Regions from separate parts of the Mus musculus genome. Here region 1 is linked to region 2. The links are chromatin loops, found by intact Hi-C in ENCODE. Cell type or tissue: left cerebral cortex. All regions are shown on one strand. Links, peaks and the distances in the headings refer to the core of each region. The heading gives the core; the rest is flanking DNA. Region 1 holds the start of Flrt3 (fibronectin leucine rich transmembrane protein 3). Region 2 overlaps Macrod2 (mono-ADP ribosylhydrolase 2).

Region 1 (15,442 bases), core at 2,913-10,912, 160 kb after region 2:
ATATAAAATTTTTGTGCTTATCAAGTTTAAGTAATTGGAAAACAGTTGATATAATCCAGTTTTCACATTTTATAAGCCATAGGTTTATTGTGTCTTCATAAACTACCCAGTCCTTTATCTCTGACTTCAGCAGACCTGTACTCGAACCCCTCAAAACCTTGAGAAGCTAAGCCAAACTCCCTTTGGAAACCGTTTCTCATATTGTCAAACGTACTTTTCAGTCACTCATAGAAAACCCTCTGTAGCAGGAAGTGAAAAGGGAAATTGTTGGGTAACATTTTGAAGATGTCAAATAAGTAAGGTTTCTGAGTTGGTTATGGGTCTGTGTCAGTAGGGGAGAAGCCACGGTGTCTAGGAAGCCTCTGGGAACACGGTTTTTTTGAACATAACAGAACTAACAAAGAGAGCAGAATGCCGTGTAGCCTCTCAGCACATCTGAGCTGCACAATGACCCTGCACTGCTGTTTTAGTAGTCTACTCCATACATAGAGATAGCCACTGAACCACAAGCCTTTTAATTAGATAGTATACCTATTAAAGATGGATAACAGATTTCAAATATTTTGATGCCTTCTTACTCTCTTGAAAGGATATTTAAAACCATTTTTTTTTCCAAGACCACCTTTAAAGTGTTAGCTCAGACAATGGCAGCAGTGCTCCTGAGACAAAAACACTGAAACCACTCTAGAGTTTTTCATCTCCTGAGTGAATGTTTAGCCACAAAACATGGACTCTTTGAAGTAAAAAGGATACACAGTCTCAAGATGCCACATTTCTTTTATTTGTACCCAACTTTTATTTTTATGCCTAGAAAAATACATGGGGTTGTTTCGGACTCATGTGCTGGCAATTTTCTACTTTTAGTGATGGTAACATAGTCCCGAAAGCAAGCACAATTATTCTGTTTTTCTTAAGTTTTATTCAGCAATAAGACCATAATTTTTCATATTTAAGGAAGTATGAAAAATTTGTCGAATTTCAAAAGCTGAATACATGTAGCGTTGGATCAAGGCACATACAAGACTGGCCAAAGGGCGTACAGTGCACTTTGGTTTTTTTTTTTTTTTTTTTCCGTTGTTGAAAAAAAAAAAGTCATGGCAACAAAAAGTGGTATGGTTTTTAAACAAGTAATAGCTCACAATTCAGTAGGAAGCTGTAAAGAAATGTTACATTACAAGTCCATTATGTAATATCTGGAAACTGTGACAGTAACGGGCAGTATGCTCCACCATGGTGAAAGTAAATTGAATAGTTATGTACAGTGTTCAAGCATCTCATATAAGCCAGATCTAAATTTGATATCTAGTATTTATTTTTCTCTGAAATTCTCACTTACTTAAAGCACTACTTTCTCTAGATCTCTGAGAGGAATTGCTGATGGTTGTTCTCAGACATCCTTTATAATAAAAACATCATAAACACTAACAATTCTGTGTGTAGAATTCAACTTTTTCAAGAGCCTGGATGATCCAGGCAGAAACCAAGATGCAGTTCTAGTATATGTACTGGTTACACTACAGAAGTCTAAGTTGTCATGGTTTTTTTTTAAGTACACATACTCCCTGCACTTACATGATTCTTCTCACGAAGTCCTTTATTCTTGAAGCTCTGCTGACGGTGGCTTCGACAGCTGAAGCCTTCACATTGTCCTTATGCCAGCTGATGTATTCAGTTCAGAAACTATGCTTAACTTCCTTAAGGATATTTAATTTGCCTAGGGTAAAATGAGAGGTGCGGCAAGTTTGATACTGCCCGTTATGCCACAGATTTTGATTTATTGAATACCACTGGGATAATACAAATTTAACCATTGGAACATTATTTCATAACTAGTTTTTAAAATTTATTTTGTCATCCAGCCAGGTTTCTTTTTTTTTTTTCTTTTTACATTGTATTAATACCAAAGTGAAAAACGGCCTGTGCTTATACTACAAGGGTCTCATGTGAACGCAGTCCTGATTGTTCAACACAGCGGGAAAATTCACTTTCACAGTCAACAAGTCATCTTACTCAGTAGAACACAAAGTAAATGGTTTATAACTTCAATATCTGCAAGGAAAATACAGTACAAATTACTAAAAAATACTAAAATATAGAATTGTGTTCAGGCATCCCCACTACATCAACCGCAGCAGCAACCTGAAATCTGAAACTTTTAATAAAAAGTTCTTAAATATAAATTATATGGCAAATGTACAGTACATTGCTTCTCTCAGTCTCTTTTCCAGTGTTTTGCAGTAGAACAGAGTTCCTACCATCACCTTTCTTAGGTTTTTTAAAAAAAAACCCGGAACAGTCTGGTGTGGGACCTCCTTGCATCATGAGTGTGAGTGGTCCGAGTCTGGGATGCCACTGTCTCTGTAGCTCCGGTTACTACTGCTCTCACTGAGGTTGTTCTTGTACAGATTCATCCCATTCGGAGGAAATATGGTGTGTATTACAAACTCCTCCTTGGAGATGGGTTCATTGCTTATCGGTAGCATCTGGAAAGAAGTTTCCCTGATTTCCAGGATGGAGTTGTCTTTCTTAGTACCGGCTTCTGCATAGTCATCCTTTCTCCTCCGCCCTTTGCTGTACGCACAGTTCCGTGAAAACAGTGACCCGTTCCTATGCACATACCAACACACCAAAGCAAGGAGGGCGATGCTTACCAGGGCCACAGCCCCACCAATGATGGCAGCCAAAGGTAAATTTGGATTTTTGTAAGGTTCTTTCTCTTGCTCTCGATTGAGGGTGGTTGTGGGGTTGTACATTCGAAGAGGGGCAGTTTGGGTCTCAATACAAACAGGTGTTTCATCAAACAGGTAAAGGTTACTGGTTTCCATGGGAACCATGCATACTCTATAGGGTGATTCAGGTTCTAGGGCGGTGACCAAGTATTCACTGCGTTCTCCTGTTACGATTGTTTCTGTTATAGATCCAAAGGCTGGGCTATGGCCCAGTTTAAGCCAGCTGAGTCGCAGAGCAGTCATAGGCAGAGCAAGTCTCCAGGATATGTGGATTGTGTCAGGGGTGACAGATTTCACAGTAATTAAAATTGTTTTCCGTGAGGGGCTGCCTGTAGTTCGCTGATCCTTAATGAGCTTGGGGTTTTTAATATCTGGTTGTTTGGTCACAGGAGCTGGCCACTGTCCTTGAGCAGGATATGCTGTGTTGGGTATTGCAGTGGTTATCTGAATGGTGCTCACAATCCCACTGTCTTTACAATCAAACAGTTCTGCACTGAGGTCCTTGATAGCCATTCCACGGACCTTTTCTGGGGCTTGGCACATGAGCCCACGCACATTGACCTTCACCGGTAGCGACTGTAACCAGTCTCGTACCCATTTCATCTTGCATCCACAATACCAAGGATTGTTGCGAAGAATCAGTTGGGTTATATTGTCCAAATCATCAAAGATACCCTGAGGTAAATTGCTTAGGTTATTATTAGACATATCGAGTCGATACAGCTGCCTTAAATAAGAAAAAGCATTTGGGGGTACCCGGTTGATATGGTTGTCTTGAAGGTAAAGCTTCCTCAGGCTTGTGCCGGGAAGGTTCACTGGCGCTGCTGTCAAGGAATTCCTCACCAGGGACAGCTCTGTTAAGTTTACTAAGTTGAAGAAAACTTTGTCACCCAAACCATGGTTGTTCAACAAGTTTCCATCTAAAACCAGGCGTTTCAGGCTTGTGAGACCATGAAGTGATGGGGAAGAGATCGTTGATATGCGATTGTCATCCAGGCGTAATTCCTCAATAGTCCTGGGCAAGCCCCCCGGGATTGTGCTAAGGTGGTTACGGGACAGAAAAAGCAGCCGCAGATAGTTACTGTCTCGAAATGCTCCCTCTTCGATGCTAACAGCCGAGACTGAGTTATCATCCAAGTGTAACTCTTCCAGATACGGAATTTTCGAAAGTGAATCATAGGTGATAGTCCTTATGTTATTCTCTTGCAAATGTAACTCTTTGACATACTTTGGAAGGTTGGTAGGGAATTCATCTAAACTGTTGTGGTATAGGTATATTCTTTGTACTTTCAGCAAGTTCTTCAAATCGGAAGGAATCCCAACATTGTTTATTTGGTTGTTCTGAAGGTAGAGTGTTGTAGCATCCTCCGGAATTCCCACTGGAATGGATGTCAGAGAGCGATCGTTACAGTAAATGAAGCCTGCGTCACAGCGACATACAGATGGACAGGATTTAGCCACAACTGACAGAGGTGCCACTTGGAAGAACAGCCCAATTTTAGTCCCGATGAGGAAGAGGCTCCAGGCTGGGCTGATCATGGTCAGCAGTGTTGAGGTCTTTATTATAGCAGGTAGCTTCTGTTACTACAAGAGAGTGAGAAACAAGAAAAAACAATTAGGCCAGAATACTGAAGTGTCTTAAGAACAGATGTGGAAACGAAGATATCTATAACCAATTACAGTATATCAATTTTCAGAGAGGAGCACCCTGGGTTCATTGCTGTCTACCAACAAGCACATTCATATAATTTCTTTATCCTGAGTGTCTTTGGAATATACGTTAACATGTTTAAATCTACTTTATTTTAAAATGGTTAATATAATTAAATAGTCAAAATATTTTAAATTATTTATATCCAATTCAGATAGTCATGAAGCTTATCAAATTTCTAACTTTTAATATTTATAGAAACTTCTTAGAGGAATATATATGTGTGTGTGTGTGTGTGTGTGTGTGTGTGTGTGTGTATGCACATGCCAGTATTTTCTGTCTCCTTTGGCAAATATCATAAAATATAGAAATATGTAATGAAAAACATCTATGTTTTTACTCTCCTAGAATAGTTAGCTACACATCTCTTGAGTTCTTTAATCTCAGTAAAGCCAAGCATTTTCTTTGGTTATTAATATTATTTAATATTAATATTAGATATTGTTTGAAAGGCATTTCTGGGAAGAAAATAAGAAGGAATAGTTCACTTACTTTAGGGGAGGAATTGTAGAACTCATATGTGGAGTTGGTGAGAATGGAAAATTTCATTTTCTGCTAACCTTTTCTCCCTGTACCTATTTTGTCATACTTAGTGCTGCATGCTTTAGTAACTTGATCCAGACTTTGTTTTTTGTTTCAAAACATGTTTTAACAGTGAATTTATCAGTCTTCAAATTCTAAGCCAGAATGATTCAAGTTTTCCCATGGGCTAAAGAATTACAGATTGATGTAGGTATACTATGTGTTATTCTGTCTTCTGTAAGTCTAGGTATTAAGCAGCCTTTATAATTTTAGGCACGGAAATAAAATAGCTTAATATTTTTCCTACCTTATTGAACGATGTAAGAAATTTGGGTGACAGTCCAATGCACATATGTTACTTTCTTGGTGAGGGGCTGGGACTTTAAAACTCTTTAGTCCTTGGCAATGTTCTTCACTGTTTATTCAAGTAATTCTATGCCGCACACACCTTCGGATCAGGCTCGCTGCTGCCAATGAACATTCCAGCTGTAGTTCAGCATGGTGAGCAAGCTCATTAAAGTGGGGGCCAGAAACAATTCAGCCTCCAGTTACTATGTAGGACACATGGTTTCCTATTTGTTTTTTGTTTTTGTTTTCTCTTTCTGATAGTTTCAATGTGGTGGCTCTTTTTGTATAGCTTATTTCCCTCAGTTGAAACTGCCCTCTTTGAAATTCTTATTGGCTCTTCTGTGCAATGTGGTCAGAGATAGTAACTTCAGATCCTCATGAAGAAAGCCATTCATGATGCTAAGGCCTGTGTAGTAATAGGTTTTCCAGGCTGTTACCCCCTCCCTTTATTCCCATCCAGGATTATCCAAGTATAAACTCTGTACAGTAGCTACATCCTGAGGTGTGATTACCTGCTGTGAAATAGCTATTTCTTCTGCTTCTTGCTGCTTTCTCAGAATTTCTGTTTTAGTCCCCGGTCTACTGGAGTGGGTGGAGTCTCTTTTAAGAAGCAAAGGGCACAGTGCATGCAGTCTTCATGGAAAGAGAAGGAAGCACACTAAATTCCCTTTATATTTCTCGTCCTTAAAATGGGCCAGGACTGAGCACCTCCTGTGAAAGAAAGAAAACAAAAAGTAGCACTATTGACAGTAAAACCCAGCAAACCCAAGGGACTTCCTAAAGCGTTAACATCAATTAGTTCTTTGAGGCAATGCATTGTTCGTCATCCAGTGAAAGTGGTGGACCTACCTCTCTGTCTGTGTTTTCTACTTAACTATACAAGTCAAGTAGTAGCCAAAGATGAGATTGTCATCCAACTGATAACTCTCATTGTTAAGTGATTCTTATGACACACACTTGAGTTTAGACACAGAGGGAAAATTTCATTTAAGAAGCAGTAAGACCCTTTCAGGGCTTTCAAATTCAGGCTAATGTCTTAAAGTTCACTTTCTGGTGCCTGGGCATGCAGTGTTTTAAAAGAACATACCACAGCAATGAACAAATGCATGGGGAAGTTCTTGATAAAAAGGCACTGTAATTACTCTGAACTTCTGAACATGGCTCTCCAAATCACACGATCTACTATTTGAAGTGTGAAAAAGACATGGCTTTGCTGCTCCTCTTTTGATATTCCCAGAGCACAATTTGATGCTTGTATTTTCCTAGCTGAAGAATGCGGGCACCCTCACCTTCCTCCTGAGGGTATAGCAGGATTCACCAGCGAACTGGAAACTCTAGCACTCAAGTGGTTTCGCCCACATTTGTAGCATAGAAGTTCAAGTCATGGGACTTTTAAAAACTATTTTTAAAAAGGGAATAGTGCAATTTTCTTTTAGCACATTGAACTTGCCATTGTTTTGTTCCATCTCTTTTTAGAGGTACTGCAGAAGGAACAGGAACCCGAGGCAGCTGTCTTTCTCCAATTAAACACAAACATGCCAGTCCCCCAACAATTTGTAGTTTCATTCCTGAAAAATTACCTTAGGTGTGATTAAAACACACCAGTCACTGAGCTTGTGACTGCTTTGCCCATCATCCTGATAGAAGACACGCGAGGATGCTTAGGGAGTTGGACAGGGGATAAGTGTGAGCCTAGGTTACTCAGGATGCCCATTCAACACCTTCCATACAGATAGGAAGCAATGGGTATACGAGAATATTTGACCACAAGACTAAGGACTAAAGGAATCATCGCTTCTCTGCCAGTTACTACCTAGCATCCAACAAGGACAGCATCTGTTCCAGAATTTCCTGAGAGTGTATGTTAAGCAAGGCCACAATTGGCATTCCTAGCTTTTGTTGCAAAATTCCTATTTCTTTTAGCTTGTCACTAGACACTAATGCTGTCATAGACTACACTCATACTAAATGAACTTGAAAATGGCAGATACACATTTTTTTTTAAGCAACCAAAAATAGCAGTTGGCAAACACATAGAGCAGACTGGTGTGTGCTGCAAAGTGCCTGTAGTAGAAAGTTTAAATGGTTTATGTTTACTCTGAAGACTTTTTACATTACTACTGGATTTCAACAGTGTATTTGCTTACACAGTGTTGCCTTCTAAGAGTGGGAGAGTGGGAGAACCAAGTTGCTGAAATTATAACTCTAAAGTTACCTTTTCCGTAAACGTTTTCTCACCTTGAAAACCATCCAGCATATAAAATAACGTGGTCATTTCCAGGCAAGGGGACAATCTCTTCAGTTAACTTGCATTAGAAATCTAATTTCAAACTATTATGCTCCTAGCAAGTGAGAACGTGAGTTAAATGACCATTGGTCAAGTATTTCATATGCTCCAGGGGCATTGGTAAGGCAGGGCATACTTCAGAGGTCAGATGATGAACCCACTGAATGGGACTTGAAATGAGTGATTGTTCTGAGTCGGGACAAACCACAGTGTGATGTTTGCAATGAGAACTGAGGATAAAATTGCTTCAGTAGCTGCTTTAAAAAGAAAAACAGAGGAAAGAAAAATCTCAATTATATCTATTTTGCAGAACTGGGCTTTAAGAATATATGCATTGATTTTTCTCTCTCTTGTTTTTCTTTTTTAGGCAGAGATGGAATAAATGTTAATGTGAAAAACAAAGATTAATTAGATTAACCTGTTCTATTCACACTTTTGAAATTGCTAACACTGCTGTTTGATATTCAGTCTCAACGTTCACTGTTCATACAAGAGTGCAAACAGAGTGGACCGACAGAAAGCCTTAAGCCTCAATAAATCAAGAGGAAAATGCCATTCACTCCTTAAATTTCATTAAAACTCAAAGCAAAGGCACAGAAGTAAATGCCTTCTTAGAAGAGGGTAGTCTCACAAATGGACTCCCCGGTCAGAACTGTTCAGCTTATGACTACATCTTATATGCTTTTATAGCCTCTTCATATTTCAGACTATGGTTCTAAGTAGGGATTTTGGCATACCTAACATGATAATGGTCTCTCCATCACAAGCAATCCAACTTTGGTACCTACACTGGGTGTCTGGCTGGATCTCCATAGTCACAGGCATGCAGCTTGCAGTTAGGTACGAATGGCTAAAAGCAAGTCACTCTTGTCAATACTGTGGCCAGCCCCACAGCCCTGGCTTCAGAGTTCTCTCTCTGCGTGGGCTTGAAAAAGGCAGTCACTTCTGAACAAAAAGCAATCCATCCTCTAGAAAACGATTACTACTGGGGTAACTTGGGAAAAACATAAGCGGCGCCCTGGTACTTAGTGCCGTGTTCTATAATTCCTTTTAATGCAATCATGAAGTGTATCACACTTAAGCCTCAGCTAAGGGAAACGTACACTCACCTTACTGGTGAAATAGATTTTTAACGGGCATCTTTTGATTGCTTCTTTTCAAAATAATAATTTAAAAAATGCTTTTTAAAATGGTTTACAACCCCAACCAATTCTGGTCTCTAATTTATTTTTATAATATATCCAAGAAGCTATATGAGTAGATGAAGATGCTGTTCTCTGGAGGCACTTTATAAAACTAATAAATATTAATAAGTTGTTTCTCAATAGGACACTGACATGTAAATAAAATCAAGAACTCAATGCATGTACTTGTTTACGTGGTTTCTCCTCTTTCAGCAGACAAAGACTTTGAATGGGGACGTATTTTTTAGGTTTGGGGAATATAAGGTAGCTTAAAGTAAAGTTATATGGCATAATGATAACTTCCTAAATCTTAGATTTACAACCTTTTATTCAAGTTGATTTTCACTTAACTCGTTTGATCAATACTCTGTAAAGAAACTTTGCATGGAGTTAATTTTGTGAGATGTAAGTTCTGTTTTATTGATTTGCTTTCACAGAATGACTTCATAATGGCAGAAACTTTTTAAAAATATTAACATTAAAAATACTATGGCATTTAGAATTTGCACTCAAAATTTGTTGCGTCATGTACAAATCTTGATATTGAAGAAAACACATGCGTACTCAAATCTGTGTCTGTGCATGTTTTGAGCTAAATTGCAACATACACGAACAGCATCTAGCATGTTAGGGAAATAATTTACTTATGAAAATTGCTCACCAAATGAGCAATCTGTGAATATTGAGGTTCTGCTGCAACAAACAGCATCTCAAGTGAACTGTGTATGTCGTGAAACTGGAAAGCCGGATGGACTCCATCAGGTTAGTTAAGAGTGGTGGCAAAATGCTTTCCAAGCAGCCTGTCTGGTAGTTAGATTTTCCACGATCATCAGATTTCAGGAAGGCCCCAGTTCCTTTGTTTAATGCAGAAGTCCCTCCAGCTCTCCTCCCGAGAGTCAGGAAGTCTGCAGGGTCTGCAGAGAGGTGGAGAAGCAAAGTGTGCCTTTTTATACTAGGTTTCGTCCAGACTCTCCTCCAACACGAAGAAGGGTTTTTTTTTTTTTTTTTCGTTTATGGAAAACAGAAGGAAAAGTTCCAAAGCAAGAGGACTGCCCCACTGAGTTTGTTATAAACGAATCTTAATCCTGCGTTTGCTTCATCTCGTTTGTTGGTAAAGTGAAATCAAGCATCTTTAAGACAAAAGGATGGTGTGTTATCCTGTATCCCACCACAGGCTGTTCCTTTCAGGATATTCAAGCCAGACTAAATGGCTTAGAGACCTAAGACCTGGATGAGGAAGAGAACTACGGTGAGAGGAACTATGTGGCTCGGGGCTTGAGGCCCACGCTGGGCTTTAAGTTGATGCTGACTGTATTTGGGCAGCTGTAATGAAAGGTGTGCCTGCTTGTATTCAACTAGAACCGCTCTGACATTGCCAACCCAACCTCACTTTACATTTCTGGCCTTTAGAATTTCATGCATTATTTTGACAACTCTTATTTGAGTCACTTGTGTGACAGCCTCTGTCCCAGTTAGTGAGACCATCTAAAGAATATAAACTACAATGCTTTGTCATGGCTGTGTAAGGTAGGTATTGATTTAAAGTGGACGAGTAGGAAGAAAACCAGCATCACAGAAAGCTGGTCAATCCACACTCCAGTGGCACACTTTGGAAAGTGGTGCTTAACCAAATGTGGCCTGCCCTGCCGGGTTCTCTTCAAAGTTGCCACGGTAACTCATGCACAGAACAAAAGCTGTCATCGTCTCATCAAGTGAAAGCAATTTCTTACTCTCCTCCTTGAGCAGACGAATACCTGGAAAGAGCTTTTCATACATCCCTGACACTTGATTTTAGGGTGGGAACGAGATTATGCATATGCAAAGCATGGAGACATGTTACTTATTGGCTAAATTGTATTTTAAGCCTTGTTCCTTAACATATACTCTGGATTTGTGCTAATGGTTAAAACTCCCTCTTCTGCAGTATAATATAGATTTCAAAACTGTCAAGATTATTGTGATGTTTATACAAATTTAGTGATGTTGATCTGCATTTTGAAAGTGCTTTTTGAAAGGAATATACCTATTTTGGTTTTTAAAAAGGAAGGATTCTTTTCCAGAAAACAGTTTACCAGCCAGCCATCTCTTGGTTGGAAACTGGTTTGTTGACTTTGAGAAAGTCTGAAGCGGTGGAGGTGTTAGAAGAAGCAGGAACATTCCTTTCCTGCTCCGGAGGGAGAGAGACCGCCATTCTGCCTCTGCCGGCTGATACTGCTGAGAGATTTACTGTTGAGTTTTGCCCGCTGGGGGGTGGTACACTCTACCAGAACACTGCTTGCAGAAGCCGCAAGTCAGATGTTGGCTGCTGCTGGCCAGTTTTTCCCTGGTTTAATTACAACAAAGCCTCCCGTTGAGAAGAACAGTGAAGGCCTCTGGGGCAAAAGGTGGGGGTTGGAGGGGTGGGGACCTAGGGGAGGGGGAGGAGGAATCAAAGCTTTTGAAAAATTCACCAAATCCTATTTCCCTCCTTGACTTCATTTACGGTTCTCTTCATTGACATGAAACAACTATTTATAATGCCTTTTACTGAACTGGAATGAAAACGAGAATGCAGAAAAGGGTTTATACAGAATTTTTAATTTAGCTTTAGGTTTTGCCATTAATCACATTCTTTGTTAACTAGCCCACCCACCTTTCAAAGGGAGGAGGGCTGAGACCGACTGAAATGGCAACTCTATGCTACATATTTTTAAATGACTAGATTCATATGAACGTTGGACTATCATAACTAAAATTCAAGGAAGAAACATTCATATCATTTTAAAATAAGGCATACTCCCAGCCACTAACATTTGTTGGGTTTAAAACTGTTCGAAATAATCCAGAAAATGGCCAGTAATCTTGGCCTTGGGATGTGTGGCCAAGAAAAGCACAGGGGAGAATCTGCATTGCTTGTGCTTGCCTGTTTCAAACTGATAATTGTATTTTTCATCTGGAGGGACTGACTGTTCATTAGGGTCTTCTGTCCCTAGGCAGGAGCCTCTGAGTATAATTGGAGTTTCTATTTGATTGGGCAATATAGCCAGAGAAGAAACTGGGGTAAAGATAATTAATAGCTCACTAACAAAGTCTGACAGCCACAAGATTTCAACCAAATTTATTTCACACCGCTTCATTTAGCTCTGAAAAAGTTTTGATAGAATCGGAGGCTCCTTAATTAACACTTGAAAGCAAAAGAAACATAGCTTCTATTAGCTGCCACATTTAGTTATGACAAATTTCCTGTTTTGTTTTGTAATTTTTGTTTTAAAAAAAACACCTTTATTTGCTGTTATCTCATAAACATCAGATTCAGGAATTGTTTAATTGGGCATTTTGAACCTAACCAGAATCGATTTTCAAAAGGGTATGCAGAGAAAAAAAAAGAGCCCAATTAATAACTGATTGATGCCACTATTAGAATACCCTATTAATGAATTCACTGTGTTTATTCATTTGCTAATATAGTTTCTCACCCTTGGGAGTTTTCTAGTAAAACAATAAACTGGTATTTCTTGTTCTTTAGTTGAACACATGTAATGACATTTTTAACCCTTTTCCTCATTTTAGGCTGATAAGTATATATATATATGCATACACATATACGTGAAGCTAAGTGATAACCAGCCTTTGCACAGTCATACCATTATGCTTGTTGATATTTGTAGTGATAATAATATGTTATGGCACTTTAAAAGAATTACCTTCTTTGCTCATTTCCAAAGAGATGGGTGTCAGTCACCTGTCACTCTGAGTCAAGCCTAAGTGATCGTAGCCTGGGAGCTGACAGGTTCATCCTTCTGTTTATACTGGTTAGGGTATTCTTACACAGTTAAGGATGAATAAAGGAATAGCCACAGCTGAAGCACTTTTCATGGCTTTGACCATGTTGTTTCATCCCAATAACACAGCAAATATGTGCATTTTGAAGCATAGATTTATTGAGAACAATCAAAATAATTATTAAAAACCATTTGATTTTGTAATTTGGAAAACACCAACATTTTCCATCTCCTTTTCATTCTAAATAAGTAATAAACCCGCTCCCAATGTTGAGAAAAGATGGGCCTGTTGCACTCTTTACCTTTATGCAACCATTTTGTTTCAGACATAATTTACTGAAAAACATTTTTTTTAATTAGATACACTTAAATACCTTTTGGAAGCTTTGTGGTCTAACGCATTTGTATCAATACAATATTTTTCACTGTGTGTTGCAAGTGAAGGGACACTCTGCCTTTGCCATTTGATGAGGCTTCCCTCCCCTGTTCCCCTCACTGCATACATCAAGCACGGCTTCCAGGGTGAGCTTTGTTAGTTTTTCTGAGTGGACTACCCAGTTACTATGCTAGTCACATTCTACACTCGCCCAAGCGATAGGCTTTGACAGTCTCCTGGACTGGGAATATGGTTTGGCCCGGAGATTCTGAGTTGGATTTACTAGTTGAGATTCCCGAGCCCGGAATGCCTGAAGGAGCTGGGGCCGGATAAGCAGTGCAAGCTTTCAAATCTAGGTGTAGCTGTTAATCCTCTACAGAGGCATCCCAGTCTCCCAGCGCAGCTTTGCTGGCGGCGAGCAAGATGTATGCTTTTCATGTACTGCGTACTCATGGGCTGAGGGGTTATTGATTTCTTTCACAGTTATAGAAACAGCGATAGGTGATCATACCACACATACAGTACACACCAAGTTAGCGACCTTTCGCTTTTGTAGCCGAGAAAAATCTGCCTCTCCTATCTCAAACACTCAACTTTCCAACTGCAGTTTTCCGTGAAGCTCTGCGCGGATAGAAATTGCTTGAAACAGAGAGGAGCTATTTATTATTTTTAAAAATGATTTAAGTCTGTAAGAAACTTATAACATTCGGCTATTTTGTAAGACTTTCCCTAGAGCTGGCTTGCACGCACATCTTTGACCCGTCCTGCTGACAGAGCAAACGTGGCTACTTGGATCCCTCATGGAACCAAGCTAGTCATTTCCTTCTAGAGAGTAAGAGCAAGCGAAGTTTCTGGGACAATTATGAGAAAAAGCATGGAAAACACTTACCAGGAAGACGAGGAAAAAGCAATCCTTTATACCCTGCTGCTACAGCTGTAATTCCATTGCCTGTGAGTTGAAGTAAAAACCCTCCCCCGTCTCCGGAGCGCGGCATCCAGTGCACACAAAGCCACGGCAGCTGCAGCCTGAGCGGTCCTGCTTCAGATCACTCCTGCGCTGAGGACTGCGCGCGAGAGCATCCAGTTGACTGCGCGCAGCCCACCTCCAAGTCTGAAGTTTAAAGCTTCACCTCGCAGTGGTTGAGGAAGGGGGTGATGTCATAGGTGGGCAGGACTTAGCCCAGCTCTTGTTCAGTGAGGTAACTGGATAATCAGACAGATGAGCTTTGCCAACGCTAGAGGGGGTGAGAGAAGCCGAAATGAGCCTTTCAGTTTGCCAAAGCTGAGATGCCATTTGGTTTGTAGGCAGCAACTCTGGAATCTCCGCGCTCCCTAAAGTTTACTACTGCAAGGTAGTGATAGCACACTCAGAAAAACACAAGCACGCTAGGAGAATATTTATAAGATCACAATAGAGAAACAGGTGTCTGATGCTCAAGCCATCTGTACCAAAAATAAGTTAACAAAAGTCAGATTATTTTTATTACATTAAAATCGTAACTGTGGAGAACAGAGGATGGCAATCCCAACTAATATTGATTTGGCAAATGAGAAAGCAGGGTCAAATGGTGATTTACTTAGGAGAAGGGAGAAAATGGAAGAACAGTGAAAAATATTGAAGAAAGCAGTCTTATTGGGAAGTAGAAAGGTTTTTTTTTCCACATGCATTTTCACATAATGAAGACTGTTTTATGTACTACTAGAGAGACCACCTACATGTGTGCATAAGGGTATACCTCTACTTCAGAACTAGGAAGATACAATCACTCATATTTATCAGTCTTCCCTAAAATTAAAAGGGTTGAGCCTAACTACATTCTTTTTTATTATTATTATTATGGTTTTTGCTGCCACGAGCATGGCTGCAGTCATCAATATCTTAAAATATCTGTTAGAAATGGTTCTTCCAGGTTTAAATCATTTTAATTTGCGTACATGAATAAATAGTGACAGTTGCAAGACACTAAGATTTCTCTGCCTAATTAACAGGATTCCAAGACTTTAATTTCCAGGTATAATTTTATCATCAGTTTTCTGTTATTTGGACTTGTAAGTTTTCTCCTAAGTAAGTGAATTTAAGTGACGAATCTTGTTTCTATATTTACCCAAATAGCAATCTCCTTTCCCTTCTTTCTTTGCTTGATTCTAACAAGCTCATGACTTTATCCTTTCTAGGAAATGGTCTGTTTGTCTCTGAAGGCTAGTTGTCTGTCTTAGGAGTACATGGCTATTCTCTCCGTTAGCTTCACGTGGTTCCTAACTTGAGTTTGGCAGCTGTTTGACCTTTAGAACTCCCCTCTGAGAATGGGTGCTCTCAGGAGTGGAAGGTGACCCCTCGATAAGAGATGTTCCGACACCTATTGTTCTATGCTTGCTCTCTTGCTGACTTCTGAGGAATGGCCCACTGAATGAAAGTAGGACTTTAGCATGTTAACATCTATTGAAAAGCCAATTTCTCAGAAGTCTTCAGTAGTGCAGGTTAAACTGAGAGGTGGCCGTAGATTTTTGATGGAAAAAGTAGGTG
Region 2 (15,442 bases), core at 4,236-12,235:
AAAGTAATAAAATTTAGCCAAAACTTCCTTAAGTTTTAGAGTTTGGTCTTTTCAGGACTAGCAGTATGTGGTATAGTACTTCTCTCCATCACTGGCAGCAGCAGGAAGTTTGAAGCTGAGCCACTTGTGCCCATTTGGACTTTCAGTCATCTATACACGCACAAATAAAGAATACCAGAGAGTCCACATGATGTTTAAGTCATAGCGTTTGGTAGGATAGATGCATCAAGTCCACTTTTGGCTTATTGTATTTTTAAGTTGTAATTACTTTTTTGTTTTTGTTTTTGTTTTTTTTGTTTTTGTTTTTGTTTTTGTTTTTTTTGACACAGGTTCTCTGGCAATCACAGAGCATCTGGGATAATAATGTCCCACTCTGTTTCCCCTTCAAAGAGCTTTTGCTGTCACTGTTGGGAATACAACATGAATTGCTGACTCACTCATTGTGATGTGACTATTATGGTATGGCTATCTTGGCCTGAATAGGGACAACTATTAGGGCAATCTACATTCTGTGTTCCCGTGGTATCACCCAGGAAGTTTTCTAGGTTTCTGTCACAGTTTATTTTCTTTATCCAGGCTTCCTGCCTTCCCTTCCTTTTCCATAGGTTTGATCCCAAAGTTAACCTTAAGTTAACATTCTGCATGCTCATCTTGGAGAAGAGGTCTGCTTTCCCAAGAATCGAGGGTTGGCTATGTAGTTTTCTGAGCAAAGACCTTATTTATGATCTTAATACTTGTCAGCCTATTTTATATCAATCCAGAGTTGGAGTTTAACAGAACCTTATACATTAATTTAGACTTTAATTTTCTGAATAATAGTCTGGAAATAGACTTTTGACTTAAAACACACACTGGAAGTTGCTGACCAGATTATATTTTCCCCAAACACTTAGCTCTTATTATTTTACTGAGAGAAACGTGCTCTTATAGCAGCAGCAGTTGGTCTTCATGCTCCAAGTAATATAGAAGTCTAATATGTTCAATTATATTTAACTAGAGTCTGGTCAGCAGTAATTTTTCATTTAAGAGGAGAATGACAAAAATTCATATCAATAAGTAGAGAGCTTTAAATGACTTCCATGCTGTGAAATGGAGAAATCATTTTATAATTTATTCCATTGATGCTGTTCATCAAGTAAGTAAGAAATACAAAATCCCCATGGGAACAAGAGTAACAGTTACACATAAAATTAATGAAGGGGTAAGGCAGCTGTGTTGTTTCATATGATAAAAAATAATGTGATATAAGTTTTATTTACTGTGTAACTGATATTATTCATGAATTATCTGTGTTCTTTCTGTATTGAGAAAGATATGAGTCATTCTATAACTTATATGATTCATAACATTACAATTAGTACTTCTCTTAGCCCAGAAACTTAGAATACCCAAGATACAATTTGCAAAACACAAGAAAATCAAGAATAAGGAAGAACAACGTGTGGATACTTCATTCCTTCTTAGAATAGGGAACAAAATATCCATGGAAGGAGTTACAGAGACAAAGTCTGGAGCTGAGACGAAGGGATGGACCATCCAGAGACTGCCCCACAGGGGATCCATCCCATAATCAGCCACCAAATGCAGACACTATTGTATATGCCAGCAAGATTTTGCTGACAGGACCCTGATATAGCTGTCTCTTGTGAGGCTATGCCAGAGCCCAGCAAATACAGAAGTGCATGCTCACAGTCATCTATAGGATGGAATACTAGGCCCCCAATGGAGGAGCTAGAGAAAGTACCCAAGGAGCTGAAGGGGTCTGCAACCCTATAGGTGGAGCAACAATATGAACTAACCAGTACCCCCAGAGTTTGTGTCTCTAGTTGCATATGTATCAGAAGATGGCCTAATCAGCCATCATTGGGAAGAGAGGCCCCTTGATCTTGCAAACTTTGTATGCCCCAATACAGGGGAATGCCAGGGCCAAGAATTCGGAATGGGTAGATAGGGGAGCAGGGCGGGGGGAGGGTATAGGGGACTTTAGGGATAGCATTTGAAATGTAAATGAAGAAAATATCTAATAAAAAATTTAAAAAATTAAAAAAAAACAATTAGTACTTCTCATATCTAATTCCAAAGAGATTATAAGTAAAGAAAATACATACTCAATGTACCATAGACTCAGAGTTGTAGAGAAGATGGGCAGCTAAGTGAAACTGAAAGATAATTCTTGAACAAATCTGGAAACTCTAAAAAGGAGATTGAACTTATTAATATGAAAACACCAAACAGAAATTTTGGGTGAAATGAATGAAATGCTTAGAGAGCGTTGCCATCAGGCTTGTCAAACTGAGGACTCTGAAGAGAACTCATAAGAATATGTCTATGCAGAAGAGAGAAAAGTGTGGGATGGCAGATGCTCGTGGGACACTGGTCACACTATCAGGAGAACTAGCACATCCTTTATGAGAGCTTTAGAGGAGCGAGGCCTCACTTCTGGAAAACTAGGGGAAAGCGTATTTAAAGAAATAATGGCGGAAAATTTCCAAATCTGAGGGTAGATATTGGACATGATAAAGTGACAATAGCATGCAGCTATGGCAGGTCTTGCCCTTCTCCCCAATTCCCTCTGCCTTGCTGAAAACTATTAGATCATATTCCTAAAGCTAGCCGACACTGGCTATCCCCTTATTTGGCCACTTGCTCCTCCTGAGGCTGACTGACTACCAAGATCCAGCTATCAAAGTATTGAAGTCCAGAAATCAGAAGCCCCTTTTAGCTCACCAATTAACATGCCTAATTAAAATTCAACACCTCTTCTTAACAAGGAGGTTCCCCTTTTACTTTTATAAACTGCCATTTGGCTATGGGCCAAGTCTCTCTTGTCTTTATTCTGAGGCAGCCCTTTGACCCCTGGGACCAATACTTTTACCCCTCTCCTTTGCCACTTTTCTCCCCTCTGCCTTGTTCCCTTCACCTTCTTCCTCATCCTCTATCTCCTGTCTTTGTTTCTTATTAGCTGCCCTTTGTTCCTCTGGAGCAAGTAAGTCTTTGAGCTGAGAAATTGGTCTTGGGGTTCCCGAATCAAGCCAATTCTTACACATCCATGAAAGTTAAAGATCTTTCATCAGATCCTACCTAAGGATGTCACCAAGATGTATTACAACCAAATTATTAAGCCTCAAGATACAGGAGACACAGAAGGCTACTGGGTTATGTCTCTCAACAGAAAACTTGAAGAATAGGAGTGTGACAGTTTATTAAAATGCTGAGAGAAAAATAGTACTGACCAAGAATACCCAGAGCAGATGTCACTCAAAAGTGATAGAAAAATAAATGAAGAATTTCTCAAAGAAATATTCAAAGAGTTCATCATTAGGTCTTTCTTAGAATGGCTAAAGGGAAGTCTTCCAGATAAAATGAATGGATAATAGTTCATAATATGAAAACATGTAGATGCATAAGGTTCACCAATATACAGTTCAATTTAGAGAGTTGTAATGCTCTAATGGTGGTACGTAAATCATTTATTAGTTTTAACATGAAAGTTGATAGGCAAACTTTTCGAATAGCTGTCACTATAGCAATTTGTTAATGAGTAAGAAACATAAAATAGTAGGCTATATAAATTATGACAACAAAAATGTCAAGGGTAAATTTTTGTGCATGGTTTGTCAGAAGCATAGATGGATACCACTTAGTTTTTTTACAGGATCACAGTTTATTGAACAACCAATACATTTACAAACTACATCAGTTTCATTGCTTGTAATTTACCAAATAGTCCTGATTTCTTTTAATAGCTTCTGTTGGCAAACACAGGGTTTTATCACAATATTAATTACTAGTAACATTAATTATCAGGTTACATATTACATATCACACATTAATATATAAAAGACTTTAAAATGGAAGTGAACAACATGGTGTTCAAAAGGTAAAACATTTCACCCTCTAAGGAAGCTCATTGAGAAAAGAAGTAAACAACTAGAAAGCTTCAGGAAGTCCCTGAAACTAACCAGATTCACTAGGTTATCTCCTCCCCCAACTTCTTTCTCTAAGTATATATAAGTAATGTACTGCTCAGAGACACTTTCAGACAATCTGAGGTGCTTGGAAGAAACATGAACCAGCTAAGTTTCCTAGAGTAGGCTCAGACCAATTGAGTTGCCTGGAAAGAACATGAGTCTCCTACCTGTTTAGTTGCCTACTGGTTATACTTAGCACTCCAAGTTTCTAGCTTAGTGGGCTGCTACCCATGCTGAGGTACGTTTCAGTTATGTAGCCATGTTTATGTTGTTTCTGCCCCTGTAAATAACTATTTACACATGTACCTATAAGTTACCCCAGTAATATGATTTGGTTCATCAATTTGGACCTTGGTTATATCTCTCCTCTGCTCTGTTTTTCCCTATCTGGGGTGAGTAAATGTATATTCACATCTGAATGAGATGCCACTCAAATTCTTGGGCATTGGAATACTTTGTTTCCAGTTGGTGGCTCTGTTTGGGCAGACATAGGAGATATGGCCCTGATGGAGGAAGTGTGACATAGGGGTGAGTTTTTAGAACTTAAAAATGTGCCATTTGTCTCTTTGCTCCCTCCTTGTAGTGTGAGATGTGAGGCTCAACTGTTTCTGCCTCCATACCTTCTTGAGCTTGCTGCCATGTATCCCTACCATAATGCACTGCTATCCCTCTGAAACTGTAAACTAAATAAATCCATCTTTCTAAAAGTTGCCTTGGTGGTGGTATAATATCACAGCAATATTAACTAAGACAGCATCTCACTAGGAGTAGTGTCACATGTCATTTGGTCTTAGCCTACTCCTTTTATAAATCCAGGTGAGGGCATTTCATCTAGTATGATTGATAGGCTCATACATCTGTTTTTTACGTGATTTGGTGTATATTCCAGTGTCATCCTTTGTTGGCATACATAAGTGATCAGTTTGTGCCGGCAGAGTGCTGGCAGATGGTGGTTACTCACTTGCATAAACAAGATGTGCAGAGTCATTCTTTCTTGGCACTTACACTCTTGGTGAAATAACTCTGGTCAAAGCTGTTACTTTATAAAAAAATCATTCTTGGCTAGTCTGAAAACTGCAATTCCGTACAACATAAGAAAAACTTAGAGCAGGCTCAATTTGATTTACTCAATGAAACTGTAGAACTTTTGTATGTAATGAAAGTTAAATTATTATTTCAAAATTGATTACTATGAGTAATAATTTTATAAACCTCCTGGGAAGTAGGAACTAAAAGTCTATGGCTGTTATACAAATTAGAAGGGAAACAAACACCCTCTACAGAAAATTATATCACAAAGGGAAACAGAATGGGTTTTTAATAATTACTTAATTAGTATGCTACAATGAAGTGACTATGATAGCCTTCGTTTTACAACCTGACTGGATTTGATGGCTTAGTAAACACACCTCTGGCTGTGATGTGTCTTTGACAGTCCTTTGCCTGCTCCTTCACTGCTGTGATGCATGTGACTGCCCTTCTTCACCACATCCTACCATAATGAGCAGACAGATACCTTGAGCCCAAAATAAAGCCTTCTTTCTGGAAATTGTGTTAGGCAAATACTTTGTTAGGCATAACTAATGTGGCAGTTGTAGCTAATAACACTGCATTATTTACTGAAAATTTGCTAAGAGAATTTACATATCTCCCCACCTTGCCCTTGGGTGAGGATCAAAGCCAAGGCCTCTGGGTGCTAGGGAAGCTATATCTCCAGCCCATGTCTTTTCAGTGTGTATCTACACAAAAATTTAGTGCAAAGTGTGGTTATGCTAGCTAGCTTGGTTATAGTAATATTTCATAATGTATATGTGTATTAAAACCCTTAAGTATGTTTACTATATTTATATTGAACTATTAATATATTATTTTAAAAGTATATACCATCATATATATTTATTATTCATCAATATAGATTAAAATGGTACTTTTTGATATTTTGAAGTAAATATGAATACTGTACTTTTCAGAACAAATAAGAAACATCCTTTATTTCTCTTCAAAAAAAAAAAAGTTTTTTCCACTAATATCAAGCAAGCAAGAAAATATTTGATACTGTTAATGATCTGCAAAACCATTTATGATGAATAGAGGATGTTAATATTTAAACTATTACTAGATTTTAATAGAATGTCCATACTTAAATATATTTTATATGGAAATGAAAAAAAATGTTAGGATGGCATGAGGTAGTTACTTATTACTTTGTGTCTTTGTTCTATTGATAGTTACTGTGTTAATACTGTTATTTAATCTAAGGCTGTATTATTCAGAGATTCTATCATATATAAAAGAAAATCTACAAAGAAGAAGAAAAGCATTTTGTAATAGAGGAATATGCTATGTCTTGCACATGCATTTGTTGTTTGGAAGGAAAAACTACTGTTTATATTCCAATATCTACAAAAGACATTAAAATGGAAGCCTGTGAAATTTAAATAGGCATTTTGTTTTATGAGTTGTGTAAGCAAGTGCCTGAAAACATAGTCAACAAGACCAGCCAAAAATAATGTTTTTCTCTTGACGTAGTATGGAATTTAATCTAGATATTCAGTTCATCCAGAAAGAAGTACATTCATTTGTGTGCAGTGCTGAGACCCTATGCTAGAGTTGTTAATGTGCCTTGTGATACTTGTTGTCTTTTCAGTATTCCTTCATCTTTTCACTGCTGGTATAAAATGTCTGCTTTTCTGCTGCAGAGGGTGGTTAGTTAGTACCTGCATGACCTTTGCTCCAGTTGCTAAGAGATGACTTCCACAAACCTTTGATGGGGAGCTGCCTGCCTTTTCTCTCCTTTCCAGCCCGGGCATGGTCAAATGGAATGCACCCTTAGAAAGTTCTTTTCATCAGTCACCAACAGTCTTAGCGGGGATAGGGAGCTAGTGGGCTCCTGTATTTACCTGGGACTTCTCATTCACCTCCCTTCTGTGTTGGAGAAACAAAGACACTTTAGCATGCTTTCCTTGAATGGACAACCAACCTTGCTACTTTCTACCACAGAAAGAAGAGTGCTTTTCCTCAGTTTAGTTAGTATTGGGGATGTGTTGTGGGTAGGGAGTTTTGTTTTGTTTTTACTAATTAAAAGACTGTGGTTCCAGAGATGATTCCCAGTGACCATGGAATTTTATATCTATTGAGTTGTATGGGACAGAGACATATAACATTTTCCCAGTACACTAGAAAATTTACTTCTCTATTAATCCGTGAGCCTTGGCCAGGACTTTAGCTGAGATACTTCAGGTTCCTCAACCATGAAATAGCACAAGAGCCTGGGGATGCAGCTTAATTGGGAGGAGCTCTTGTCTAGCATTTAGGAAGTTTTCGCTTTTGGACCCCAGCTCTGTATACATCAAGCATGGTGGCTAAGGTCTGTAATTCCAGCACTTAGGAGGCAGGAGCAGGAGGACTGAGCTTCAAGATTATCCTTGGCTACATCTTTGGCAAATTGGAGGATAGCCCTGTCTAAAGTAGATGGTGCCTTATCATAAACAACACCAGAGGAGTAAAGGCAGTGTCTGTAGCCCACTAAGTCTGCGGTTAGTGACATCAGGTCTGAGTCCTGGCTATACCATTCCACATCCTTTCCTGTCCCTCACCTTTCCTCCCTCCCTCTCCTCCTCCTCGAAAAGTTAGATATGCTCTCTCCTGGTGAGCTGCACTTATTAATTTTGTTTTGGGCTCAATATTTGTTTGTAAAAGGAGACAATTTTGTTATAAAATCGGAAAGGGATTTTGTATGTAAAAAGCATGCTAGAGGACACATCCCATGCCCTAAACAGAATATTTTTAAATATTACTCATTTTAAATAGAAAGTCTTCCTTTTAGCTTAATTCTCTCTTTACATTAGCCTCATCCATTCATTTGCATAACGAGTCTGTATAGTTCTTTCTGTCTACTAGGCTCTGTACCAAGCATGATTCAAGTATTTTCTTTGATTCTTAAAGATACTTTTAATGTGAAATTGAGTTATAAACAACCTAAAAGCACCCCCAAGACCATGCTGCTGGGAAGTAACAGCTGGCTGGCTTCAGAACCATCGCATTTATGTTGCATACTTGCTTGTGTCACATCCTTGCTTTGGTTTTCCTATTCACTGTCTTGTTTCTTCTCAGGGAGATTGAAGAAGTCTTGTGCAAGCTCGCTCTGCTTTGCCTTTTGCGGAGCTCCAGGCCTGCCAGAGGTAGCATGTTTTTGTCACCAGGGTGTGCTGTGATTCCACCAATCAGAACTTACTGCAGGTGCTGTGAAGCTGGCTGGAATCTCTCCATGTCTCTGCTGCTGCTTAGGGATCACAGGTTTTTCAGCTTAGAGCTTTCTTATCACCTGGGCAACTGCGGAGGACCCCCCAAGTCATTTTCTTCCTGTTCTACCACCCGTCCATGCTCATTGGCATCCTCCTGTGAAGAAGGGAACTGGTGTATCTTGCTGGCAAATGGCTGTAGCATGCCTCAATGTTTCCAAAGAGCTCTGTCGTATAACATTGTGATGCATCAGCCACACACGTTATCTTACTAAGAAAACTAATGGTTTTAAAAGTCTGATGTCAGTAACATAATGTGATATTGGCAACTGCTGCCACTTCCAAAACTTGCATCTTCTACCTGCTAAATTCATGATAAATTTGGAATTGATCAGAGCTTCACTAAAATGCTTGTGTATTTATAAATATGTTTTTATAAAATAGAGAACTTTATTGTTATGCATAAAGAGTATCTGAAATTCATATTTCACAAGTCCATTTTATATTCACTTGTGGGTTATAATAATACTCAGAATGTTTATATAGTAAGGATTATAGAAGCATAAATTGAGCGATCCTTAGGGTGGGTACATATAACATACATACAAAATGTCCGAAAGTGTCTCTGGCAGACTACTATAGCATTATAAATAAATTAGTACAACTCCTCCCTTCTTTTCCTCCTTCCTTCCTTCCTTCTCTATTTGTTTGAATCCCTACATCCTTTGAAAGTAGCCAGACTATGAATTTGATGAGGGAGAAGCTTGCACAGTAACTCGTAGGAATCACGTTATTCTCATGGCAGTGTAACCTTGTCTTTAGGAGCTGGTCTTGTACACTTTCAGTAATTAATCACTAGGTAGTTTTCCTTGAAAGGGCACTTGTTTTCACACTGTTCGAGGGATTTATCAAGAGTCTGGGCTGTTCTGGGAGATATTCTGGGAAACGCTTTACATTACTTTGTCAAAGAGACTCCTATTTCCTGATAATCCTGTCTTTAAGCAAGCAGAGTTTGTGTAGCCACCTAGCAGCAACATTCAGTTTGAAGATAGCATTTCACATGCTTGATAAAATAGTGAAATCACCGACTAGCAGGATTCTTAAGTGAGGCTGACATTTTACAACACTGTGATAATTTTGTTTAATGTGAACATTTTTACAGTGTCTAATATGTGTGGAATTTGTGTTCAATGACCACTTGTGTGAAGGAAAGAAAAACCAATGCAAGAAATTCCAGTTTGGTAAAAACATTTTTTACCTTTTTTCCCCCTTAATGTGATCACTGAATAGTATCTAAGTTCATGCACACTTTAAAATGTGAAGCCTTGGTTGAGGCCACTGTGAAATAAGCCGTTTCCATAATCACGTAGATTTATGATTTTTTTGCATATCTAAAATTATTTTTCTAGAAAAGTTAACAAATTCACCTAGAATTAAATATGTAATTGAAACTATCTTATAAACAAGATAATGAATTGATGTTGGAAAACTATATAGATGAGAAAATGGATGGATTGTACACTGCACAATACCCCCTCCTCATTTTATCTAAACTTTATGCTTTTTGTATCTTTCATTTCTAGAAACTCATATTTTTAAGGATGTTTTAGAAAAAAATCCTAGTGCTTGAATATATACATATGTATTTATGAATGTCATTAGCTAAAATTGCTTTTTTTGTATGCATGGCAATTTATGAGTGCCTTAAGTAATTGGGATATATATAAAAACAGACTTTTTTTAATCTTCAAGGAATAATCAAAACCGAAATAATTGTTGTATGAAGATGTAGTTATTGCAAATGATATATTATACACTTTTCCCATTTTCTTAAAGCCTGGACTGACATCACTGCTTGTTATAAGTTACATTTTTAATAAAAGTACTTACTGAATTTTAACATCCTAATAGGATTTTCGGCCTGCTCACCATAGAGTTTTCTTAGTCTTTTGGCCCAGTCTTTCTTTTGACATGTTTTGCTTCATTCACTTATTTTTTATGTTTTACTGCACCTTCATTCAATTTTTATCCCCTCAGCTAATAGGTGGCACCCCCATGCTTTCCCTTGTTTGGTATTGGGATTAGGTACTGAATGCAAGAAGACAGGTCCTGGGCTAGGATGCATCTTCATAGATATTACGGTAGAGCCACGGACCAAGTAATTGAAGTACATTAAGTTCTGTATTTTTGTAATACTGTGGATGGAACTGAGAACTTCATGTTCACTAGGCAAGTGGTTTGCCACTGCGCTGTATCCTAGTCCTATAATATTGTTAAACAGTTGGATGTTTTTATTTTTATACTAGAAAACAGTTCCTATTTGTTCAGTGACCTTTAGAAATAGCCTACATGTTTTGTTGATGAAGACAGTTGAGAGCAGGGAGAGACACCCATACCGATGTGTTCTTTGTGTGAGCACAGCTTTAGTGGCTCTGAAGTATGGGAGCACTGCCCACTGTATGGCCTCACTTTTGCCTACAGAATACTTCTCATTTCCACACAGTTCTCACAGGGCTCATATGTTTAGTCATCCGGTATCGCAGCTTGCAGCTCAGTTTCTACAGCTTTATTTTCACTAAAGATAATTACAGTTTGTCTTGAGTCTTTGCCTTGTCTCCTGGCTGTAGTGTTCTCCAGCTTTCCATGGTTTCCTTCCACATTGTGTTAGATACAAGTAAACGTTAGTTGATGTCATGCTTAGTTTTTGTTGATGACCCACTTCAGAGTTGGTGTTCAGAAACACTGTTAATTTAATTATGTGTTCATTTCTCATAGATGTCAAAAGTAAATCTTTGAGGAAAAATTGACTTGTTTACTTGTGTTTACTCTATGTGCAATTATTAATAGTAGGTTAAAAATGTTTACTAGAGAATTTTAGACATTCCAGTTTCTAATGTTTTCTTAGCAATAGATTCCCAGGTAACAGAGTTTGATAACAGGAATACTTAGAAATCCAGGGTGAAGTTTAACTCCTTTTTACATTTTCAAAATTAATCTTTTCAATATTTAATATTTACTAAATTTGTAATTGAAAACTACATACAATATTTCCATTGTACTTTCTTAAATTTAAATTCTCTGTTAGAATTCTCATGGAAAGTTTGGGCTTCTGAAAGATTTATTGTAAATGTGTATAGTTTTCATGTTACCTTCCACTAGAAATAGAGATTTGTATCTGGAAGGTAGGACCTGTGAAGGACTAATAAAGAGAGATGTTCATTTTGTTGTTGTTGAAGAATATAGTTCTATGAATTCCATTTGGAAATTGGGGCTAAAGTGTCAGGATTCAACTTTGCCAAGTTATCTTCTGCTCTGTACATGAGCTCATCTCCCACAATGGTGATGAATCGATACATTAATATTTAGCCACTTGTTTGAATGAGTTAAACACGCATCTTCAAGGTGAAAACAAACTTACCAGCACAATATTTTGGACCAGTAAGATGAGTCAGGCTGTTTACTACCAACCCTTAAGCCCTGAGTTTCATCCCTAGAACCCACATGGCAAAAGGAGAGAGCTAAGATCTGACCCCTCTGAGTTACCTTCTGACCTCTACAAGAGACAACATGCACTCTTGTGCAGATAACACATTTGTGTTTACTGAAAGTAAGAGGCACATGTATACCAAAACATGGATTAATTTTCTGAAAATTTGAAACCTGTTTGCAAAATCCCCTGTCAACTTCAAAAAGCAAGGCTCTATATTATTTAAGCAAACATGTTGAAATGCATAAAATAGTTTGGGTTTCACTTGGAACACCTTTGGTTTGGAGTTCTGTTACTATTTGAAACGTTGTATCAATAAGTTGGTTTTCACTCTGAAGACACTTACTTAACTCATTAAACAAGTGGTTAAATCCACTAATGTCTTAAGTCCATTAGACTGTTTTCACTCTCAGGTTCTGCCACAAATTTTGTTTTTGATACAGTAAATGACTTGTTAATATGCCTCAAGTCATAAAGTCCTTTAACATTTGGCCTTTACTTAAATATATGCTTTCTGTGGCTCAGCTAAACATTGTATTTGAGTTTTGTCTTTTAGTGGTATGAAGAAGCCTGTTCTCCAGTAACATTGTGTTCATCATCAATACCTCGAACAACAGTGGCAGCTGCACTGTGTTTATATCATCCCTGCTAACCTTCATTGCCAAAGTACACGTTTAATTAGCACGTCTGCTCTCCTGACTTTTTTCTATAGATTTTTCCCAGTTTATTTAATTTATGGCTCAAGTCTGTTGAGATCAACTGAGTTTATAAATATCTCCCCTGCTTTTTTTCCAGGTCATATCATATCTGCCATGTTCTCCATGTGTTGCTTAATAAAGTTACCATAATTAAATGACTTTGATGATTTTTGCAATTAAATATGCTACTACATAACAAGCATTTTACAATAGGATCCATCTGAGTCATAATTTTAACAAAATCATTTTTTTGAGAAGACAGTTTTTTTTTAATTTTGTTCTTTGTTTTTGTTTGTTTTTTGTTTTGTTTTGTTTTGTTTTGTTTTGTTTTTTCAAGAGAGGGTTTCTCTGTGTAGCCATGACTGTCCTGGAACTCACTCTGTAGACCAGGCTGGCCTCGAACTCAGAAATCTACCTGCCTCTGCCTCTGCCTCCCAAATGCTGGCTAAAAAAAAATTGTACATATAACACAATCCTTGGTATATAAGAATTTGGTATGAATTTTTCATATTTAATGGCTTTTCAAATTATAGTCTTTAAAAACATGTGAGGATTGTCTATAAATTAAGCAGAGAGCCTGCTTGCATCAGCACAAAAGGTATCCTCTGTCTAGTCACCTTGAACAGTTTAACTGCATCCCTGTTTTTTCTCTAGACTGTTCTCTTATATAGAATCGATACTAGGACTTAAAAGTAACAATAGATAGGAAACGATAGTTACTTTTATTATGAAACTGAATTGAAAATAGAAAGTGAGCTCAAGATCCATCATCATCTTTGCCAACTTAGGAAACAGGGCTAGTTGCAAAGATTCAGTAGGAAACAGGGACAGTTGCAAAGTATCGTGGATGATACAGAGCCAGGGTGTAGAGACACCCTTAATAAAATAAAATAGTTAAGTGTCTCCTAAATGACATTTAAACACCTGCTGTTTGAAGCATCAGGCTATATAATGTTATTGATAATCTCTGCAATTCACATGCCAAGTCACCATGTTCACATATAAGATCTAATAGTTCCAATTCAAGTGACTGCCTGGAGAACAGGAAGCTAGATATGGAAGTACAATGGAAGCATTCATGCATACAAACATACATACATTTATTTTGTATGATATTTTAGTGTGATACTATCATCTATGATATTCATGCCTGAGAGCCATGCTGTCGAGCTACAAAAGGAAACAGTATGTCTTAGTTAGTATTTTAATGCTATGAAGAGACACCACGAGTAAGGAAATTTATATAGAATGGAGCACTTAATTGGAGTCTTGCTTACAGTTTCATAGCGTTAGTCCACAAACACTGTGGCCAGAGGCATAACTGCATGCACACAGGCATGGTGCTAGATGCTAGAACAGTAGCTGAGAGCTCACATATGATCCAGGCAGAGAGAGGAAGGCAGAGATGGAGGGACAGAGGAGAGAAGAGGGGAGAAAAGAGAAGAGAGAAGAGGGGGAGCTGGAGAGACCATCTCAGTGATCCACTTTTCTTCCAAAAAGATCACACTTCTCAACCCTTTCTAAATCGTCTGCCTGGGAGCCAAACCTAGGAACCTATGGAGGCCGCTCTCCTCAGCCTAACCACTACATAAAATAAAACTAACGTCTCAAAAAAATCCCATAATGTTTAAATTCCATTAGATTTAAATCAGTTCAAGAGTTTGTGTTTCATTTATAGCTATAGTTGGCTGCATGCTACTGCAAGCTGCTTGGCTTAAAGGAGTATGGTACCTCTTCTGGCTGCCCTTTATAAAATGTGAGCAAAGCAAGGAACAGCAAAGTACACTAAATGCAGAGATAGGGCTGGTGGGGATTTTGCAGAGACCAAAGGATAGGCTTCCTACACTCCAGCTTCTACCAAGTGCATTTAACTTTGTGCCTCAGGGAAACTTCTTATTGTTGAATGTGTGGATCTTCAGACTTTAAAAAAAAATTAGATGTTGAACATTTAGGGTTTGCTGTATTATTTCTATCAAACCTATTTTTAAAAGTCTTGTGCTAATCTCATCTTAATAGAAATATTACATGGGTGTAATAATATTTTTATAGAGTGACTACTTTGCACAGTGAGAAGTGATTCTTTTCACAGTAGTGGAGCTTCCAGAGTTTTTTGAGTGTCCTGTTGGTAGCAGTTTTTCATCATTTCTTATAAGATATATACAAATTTTACAGGTGTAAGAAAATCTGAATCTGAGATTAGTTAAGTTTTATTGCTTTCAGATATTAGAATTAAGATGATAATAATATCTTTCAAATTGAACTTTTTAGATAACTTAAAGTTTTAGAAGTTTTTGTCACTTGGATTCTATATCATTGCTCCCAAGATTCACATTTGGAATCTTACTGCCAGTTTTCTTCTTGTTTATCCACATGGCCTGTAAGTATTAGCAGTACCATGATTGACATCCAGCATGAATATGTTTACATGAATGCTTGAATGAGAGCAGAGAACATGTAATTTAGCAAGTGGAGTTTTGTGGTCTCTTGTGATCCTGGGTAAATTACTGGGAAAGGCTTTCATGCATGAGGATCTGGGCAACATGTCTGTGTTATCTATCTAACTAGTTGTGAGTCTTTTTGTGAACTTACTAGTTCTTTGAGAGTTTTGTGCGTGTTTTGATCATAATCTTCTTTCCTTCTGGTTCTTCTTAGATCCAAACCTCCTTCCAAACCCTCCAACTTTTCTCCCTCACTTTCTTTTTTTCTTTTTAACCTCTCAAGTACAATTTGTGCTTATGTGTGGTCTTCCACAGAGTGTGGTCAACTTTTCCAGGGCCTATACTTTTAGAGAAAACTGTTATTTTCTTCTCCTAGAAGCCAACAGTAGCTAATAGCTTTATGGCTAGCATTGGTGCTGTGTGACATTTGCTCTTGTGATGTCTTGCACAGGTTTTGTGTATGCTGTCACAACCACTGTGAGTTCATGTGTGCCGCTGCCCTGCTGTGCCCAGACACAGTGTTTCCTTGTAATCAGTCACTTGCAACTTCTGCCACTTACAGTCTTTTTGCCCCCTCTTCCCAGTGATCCCTGAGTCTAGGGAGCAA

What was found. Hi-C counts contacts between places; a loop is a spot of excess contacts. Peaks named below come from ENCODE experiments on the same cell type or tissue, not always from the same donor. Only the 100,000 strongest peaks of a DNase experiment are listed, where the experiment ranks them.
Region 1: a loop joins it to region 2, with 6 times the contacts of the local background. A loop is called at or near these places in 3 of 42 quality-filtered maps.

What each region holds. Positions count from the first base shown.
Region 1 is chr2:140,657,439-140,672,880 of GRCm38, forward strand. The region is part of intron 3 of Macrod2 (mono-ADP ribosylhydrolase 2); the gene reads left to right. Flrt3 (fibronectin leucine rich transmembrane protein 3) reads right to left here and starts at 14,038. Exons shown (of 3, transcript NM_178382.4): 1 at 13,808-14,038; 2 at 5,823-6,021; 3 at 760-4,313. The coding sequence starts at 4,268. The coding sequence ends at 2,319. In left cerebral cortex, for the core only: no CTCF peak of the experiment used is centred there; DNase peaks (open chromatin) are centred at 7,220 and 10,412; H3K4me3 peaks cover 1,954 bases; H3K27ac peaks cover 1,418 bases.
Region 2 is chr2:140,492,962-140,508,403 of GRCm38, forward strand. The region is part of intron 3 of Macrod2 (mono-ADP ribosylhydrolase 2); the gene reads left to right. Among named protein-coding and RNA genes, the nearest start is that of Gm23846, 60 kb to the left of the region's middle. In left cerebral cortex, for the core only: a CTCF peak has its summit at 8,164; DNase peaks (open chromatin) are centred at 4,928, 8,173 and 10,736.